Linked DNA regions of Homo sapiens: region 2 is linked to region 1. Evidence: read pairs that join two places in POLR2A ChIA-PET (ENCODE). Cell type or tissue: HCT116. All regions are shown on one strand. Each heading gives the region's core, and the rest is flanking DNA. Links, peaks and the distances in the headings are about the cores only. Region 1 overlaps FOXN3 (forkhead box N3). Region 2 has its middle 160 kb from the start of TRA-AGC15-1.

Region 1 (2,805 bases), core at 235-2,734:
TGGTGCCTTCATCTTTCTTTCATTCCAAGTTTATAAATTGGGGGCTGGCAATTCCCAAACTAGCAAAGCTTTTCTTTGGTGACTACTTCTCCCTGTCAGCTGCCCTCAAAGTGCCCGTAATCACAGGGTTGAGCGATTACCAGAAATTATGAACTCTAGCCCCCGATCCAGACAGAAATAAATGTCAGCTGTCCAATACAAGTTGTCCTAATAGTCAAGATCAGGAGGTTTGGTAATAGTTCTTGCTGACTGTTATGCACTAGCCCGCATCATTGCGTTATTTTCAAAATAGGGGAAAATATAATTACTTTATCCTGGGGACTGGGGATGACAAAACTCTGGTGGAGGATACTCAACAAAATAAAAAGAGACCAGGAAGGCTACAGAGTGGCTTCTGCCAGTTGCCAGGGGATTGGGCAAAGGCCAGAATTATGTGGTTGGGGAAGCCAAAGGAGAAGGGGACTCCTAAGGTTTAGCAGTGCCACTGGAAGAATCCTGAAGACAGCATTTTATTAGCTGGTTCCTTCAGGATAGTCAGACTGGGGCTGGCGACAGGGAGAGAGGAGGTCCCTTGAGTCATCAGACGTGGCTTGTCCAGAGGTAGGGACGCATAAGGGGGAAGACTGAGTGTGAAAGTGGGAAGTGACATTTCCATAGGACCTGCTGGGTGCTGTTTGGAGTCATGTGAGGCATTTGTATCCATGGTCTTACATCTTTTTAACAACTATAAGCAGGTATTATATGCTCTTTGCAGATGGGGAAACTGAAGCTCAGAGAGGTTCAGTGGCTTGCTAAATTGACACAGCCAGATATTTTTAGCCAAGGTCTGACACTTCCTTGCTCCTCCTTCACTCTAATTGGCTAAAACAAAGGGTCACAGTGGGATAGAGAGAGAAATAAGTTTGGGAAGGTAGGCTGAGCTAGACTGGGGGGTTTTGAGTGCCAGGGAGCCCAGACTTTCCCCCTAAGGTGGTAGGGGGTCCTCAGACGTTTCTGAGCCTAGCCACAGCACAGACAAAGGAGTCAAGTGCTTCCTTCTGATGCCCTAGAGGTTCTTGCAGAGCCTCGGTCTCCACAGCAGGGATTCTTTTTTTTTTTTTTTTTTTAACTTTTATTTTAGGTTTGGGGGTACATGTGCAGGTTTGTTATATAGATAAACTCATGTCACAGGGGTTTGTTGTACAGATTATTTCACCACCTAGGTATAAGCCTAGTAACCAATAGTTTTTTCCTGATCTTCTCCCTCCTCCCACCCTCCACCCTCCAATAGGCCCCAGTGTGTGTTGCTCCCTACTATGTGTCCATGTGTTCTCATCATTTAGCTCCCACTTATAAGTGAGAACATGTGGTATTTGGTTTTCTGTTCCTGTGTTAGTTTACTGAGGATAATGGCCTCCAGCTGCATCCATGTTCCCGTAAAAGACGTGATCTCATTTATGTTTATGGCTGCATAGTATTCCATGGTGTATATGTCCCACATCTTTATGCAATCTGTCATTAATGGGACTTAGGTTGATTCCATGGCTTTGCTATTGTGCATAGTGACAGCAGAGATTCTTGCTGCCCAGAAATTTATGGAGAAAAAGGCCACAGCAGTCGCTGATTTTCCATAGCTTTAACTGACTTGGACCAGATTTGTGCACTAACAAATAAGGAAAAAAAAAAAAGTCTACTGCAGCATATTTCTCATTTTAAGTTTTTTTTTTTTTTTTTTTGAGATGGAGTTTCACTCCTGTTGCCCAGGCTGGAGTGCAGTGGCACAATCTCAGCTCACTGCAACCTCCGCCTTCTGGTTTCAAGCGATTCTCCTGTCTCAGCCTCCCAAGTAGCTGGGATTACAGGCATCTGCCACCACACCCATCTAATTTTTGTATTCTTAGTAGAGACGGGGTTTCACCATGTTGGCCAGGCTGGTCTTGAACTCCTGACCTCGTGATCCACCCGCCTCGCCTCCCAAAGTGCTGGGATTACAGGCATGAGCCACCGTGCCCAGCCAGCAGTGGCTTCTTGATGCTCCAGTCCAGCATCTGTACCTGGATTTGACTGATGTGGTCCCCATCATACTCTGATAGAGTTCTTTTTGCTGGGATCCTGGAAGATGATCTTGGTTTATACATGAAGAATCTGGGGTCCAGTGAAAGTGACTTGGTAAAACCCACAGATCTGTGCCGAAAGCCTTGGTCAGCTGCCCCTTGGCCTGATGCTCTTTTCTCTGCATCAGTGCATTGCTTCACCTCTTCTTCAAGGACTCTGATTAACTGGAAGTGGACATAAACTGGTGTTATTTATGTGGGATTTGTTTTCCTTCCTACATCTTAGTTTGGGTCACTGAATATACTCAGTTTTTATAAGTGATTTTTCATTTCTGTTTGTAACTTCTGAAAATGTGCTTAAGTCTTTGAGAGTATGCTTTAACCTATAAATTTTTGTTTCATTGATTACTCAGAATGTCCTTGAATTTTAGCCTTCGAATGAGTCTCTGGACACTATTTTGCATTACCTGCCTATTAGTATTTAGCCATTGATGAAATCCACACAGATCCTTCCTGGTGAGCAAAGGACCTGATCTGCTTCTTGGTGCTGATGTTATGTGGAGAGTTTGCATATTTCCCAGAAGTAGTGACAAGTGTGACTGGAAGACTCTTAGAAAATTTTTTACTTAACTGTCTGTCTTGATAAACTCTATGTTCATTATCTTTGGTTCTTTGACTTACTTTGAAACTCCCCCCCCTCCAGCCTTAGAGATCAGCTTATATTGGGCAGGCATTTTTTCCCAGAAATAATAATATTAATATTAATAAATAG
Region 2 (2,805 bases), core at 2-2,501, 260 kb after region 1:
AGGCCCGCTGGCATTCACATTGCAATACCTGCCAAAGGACTGCCCACCACACAGCAGGCTACCTAAAGGCCTTTCCCAGGTGGGCCAGGAGAGCAGAGAAGCCCCACTCCCCGCAGCCTTCAGCCAAGGAGAGATGGAAGCTGGAGTTTCATAATCCCAGCCCCCTCCACCTTCTAGTGAAACACTTCTGAGATATGTGCTACAACCCTGCTACTCAAAGTGTGGTCCAGGGACCAGCAGCACTGACATCACTAGGAGTTTGTTAGACATGCAGAGTCTTGGGCCCCACCCTGAGCTTCTGGATCAGAGTCTGCATGTTAACAGCATCCCAGGAGCTTCGAGTGCGTGTTCAGCTTTGAGAAGCACTGCCCCATGCTGTTTTCCAAAGGTTCCAGGAGGAATAAAGACCCCATTGCCCATAGTAGCAACCTGTTCCACATCATACCTTTTACATGCTTCCTGCACTTTCCTGTTTCTCCACCTACCCACCTTCCCCAACTCAGTGCTTCCTGGGATCCCCTCCCAATTAAACTACACCGTCTCCAGGTTCATTCCTGGGGGAACCAACATAAGATCCGTGGTCTCTTTGGGACAAAGTATTGGATCTACTGCAAAGCCCAGTCCACCCCTTGCACACTATGCAATGCTGCACAAGAGAAATAAGGAAAATACTAGTATTTAGTTCTCAGGGTCCCTTCGAGGATGAAATGAGACCATTCTTGTGAGGAGTTTGCACAGTGGCTGGCACATGGTAGCCCTTCTATAAATGTTAGCTGTTGTTACTCTCCCGCTTCTGCTTCCAAAGCCACCTTAGTCCCCTGTGCCCTGTGAGTATGCAAACATCCAGGTCGTGCAGGAAGAGTGACATACAGGTTCAAAAAGGGCTTGAATCCAGCTGTGTCTGCAGTTGGCTGTGTGCACTTGGACCTACAATTTCACCCTTCTGAGCCTCAGTTTCCACACCTGTGAAATGGGAATATAAAGACCAATCTCACAGGCCATTTTAAAGAAGAAATTCAACAATGTATAGAAAGCACCTGACTCTGAGTCGGGTATACAAGTGGGTACCCAGAAGATATTTGTTGAAAGGAAAGCTGGAGGGACAGAGTTCTGAGCAGTCTGCTGGAGTGGCGGTGCCTCTCCCAGCCCAGGCCATGACTCCAGCATGACTCACCACCCCTAAACCTCAAACTTGGGCCTGGCCCTTTGCCCACTGGTGCGGCCCTCGGTGTGGGTCACCCCAGTGCTGCCTTGGCCTGAGCAAACAGGAAGAGCCAACAGGCAAGAAGGCCTGGCCTGCTGCCACTCTGAATGAGGCTCAACTTCTTGCTTCGTGCCCAGCCAGAAAAGAATGTTATTCCATGAGCCCAAATCCCTCACTGGGCAAGGCTAGCAAGAACAACTGAGGCACTGCTAGGTTTTGCAGGAGTATTGGGTGAGGGGCACCAGAATAAGGGATTATATTGAAAGGGAAAGTGTGTTCTCAGGGCATCTCCCCAACCCCTAAGGAGGGAGGGAGATTCTCCTTTGAGGGTAAATGGAGGCACAGGCCTGCTGCCTGGGAAGCAGATCTTAGCATCAGCACCAGCTGGGCAGGCCTCAACATCACCATGCGAAGCTGTTTTCTTGGAAGGGACTGCAAAATTAAAGGAAGACCAGTGATGTTTATATGCTGCTTTTAATTTTACAAAGGATTGTGTTATTCATTAGCTTATCATCTTGTCCCCTGTTGACAAGTGAGGGGAACTGAGTTCTAGAGAGGTAAATAATTGCCTTCAGTCATTTGCAAGAAGCTGAAATTTCACATCATGGATTCACAGTTCTGTGAATTCTCTACTCCAGAAAATAGACAATTTAAATGGCAGGAGAAAGAGATCCTCTGCTTTAGTGTTTAAAGTTATTTTTAAAGTAAAGGATAAGGTCTTTTATATTTGTTCAGACAGATAACATTTCTAATGCTCTTTATTTCTTGGTGTTTCCATCTAGTATCATTTTTCTTCAGTGCAAAGGACTTTAATATTTCTTGTAGTGCGGGTTTGCTGGAGATGAATTCATTCAGCTTTTAGTTTGTCAGCTTTCACTTTTGAAAGATACTTCTGCTAGGTATAGAATTCTAGGTTGACAGCTTTTTTTATTTCAGGATTTTAAAGACACATCTGTCTTGTCTTCTAACCTAACACTATTTCTGGTGAGAAATCTGCTGTCATCCTTTCTTTTGCCCCTCTGTATGTAAAGTGTACTTCCTCCCCCTACCCCGACTGCTTTTAAGATTTTCTCTTTACTACTAGTTTTAGGCAATTCAATTTTTCATGTGCCTTGGTATCATTTTCTTCCTGATTTTCGTGCCTGGAATTTCCTAGGCTTCTTAAGCCTGAATTTATAGTTTTCTTCAAATTTGCAAAAGTTTTGGCCATTACTTCTGCAAATATTTTTTCTGTTCCTACTCATTCTTCTTCAGGGGCTCCAGTTACATATATATTAGGCTGCTTGAAGTTGTTCCATAGCTCACTGATCGCTTTGCTCGTTTTGGGGCGTCATTTTTCTCTCTGTTTCACTTTGGATAGTTTCAATTGCTGTCTTTAAGTTTATTAGCATTTTTCTGCAATGTTTAATCTGTTGTTAATCCTGTGCAGTGTATTTTTATTGCAGACATTATCTTTTTCATCTCTAGTTGTTTTATTTGGTTCTTGTTTTAATGTTTTCTGTGTCTCTCTTCAGCATGCTCATGCTTTTGCCCACCTTCTTGAGCATATGGAAAACAATTATAATAACTGGCTTAATGTCCTTTTCTACTAATTATATTAT

The links. Peaks named below come from ENCODE experiments on the same cell type or tissue, not always from the same donor. Only the 100,000 strongest peaks of a DNase experiment are listed, where the experiment ranks them.
Region 2: POLR2A ChIA-PET joins it to region 1 with 5 read pairs; 2 of 35 experiments call an interaction of 5 or more read pairs at or near these places.

The regions. Positions count from the first base shown.
Region 1 is chr14:89,395,743-89,398,547 of GRCh38, reverse strand. The region is part of intron 2 of FOXN3 (forkhead box N3); the gene reads left to right. Among named protein-coding and RNA genes, the nearest start is that of FOXN3, 20 kb to the left of the region's middle. In HCT116, for the core only: no CTCF peak of the experiment used is centred there; no DNase peak of the experiment used is centred there.
Region 2 is chr14:89,136,134-89,138,938 of GRCh38, reverse strand. No RefSeq gene overlaps it. Among named protein-coding and RNA genes, the nearest start is that of TRA-AGC15-1, 160 kb to the right of the region's middle. In HCT116, for the core only: no CTCF peak of the experiment used is centred there; a DNase peak (open chromatin) is centred at 1,218; H3K4me3 peaks cover 552 bases.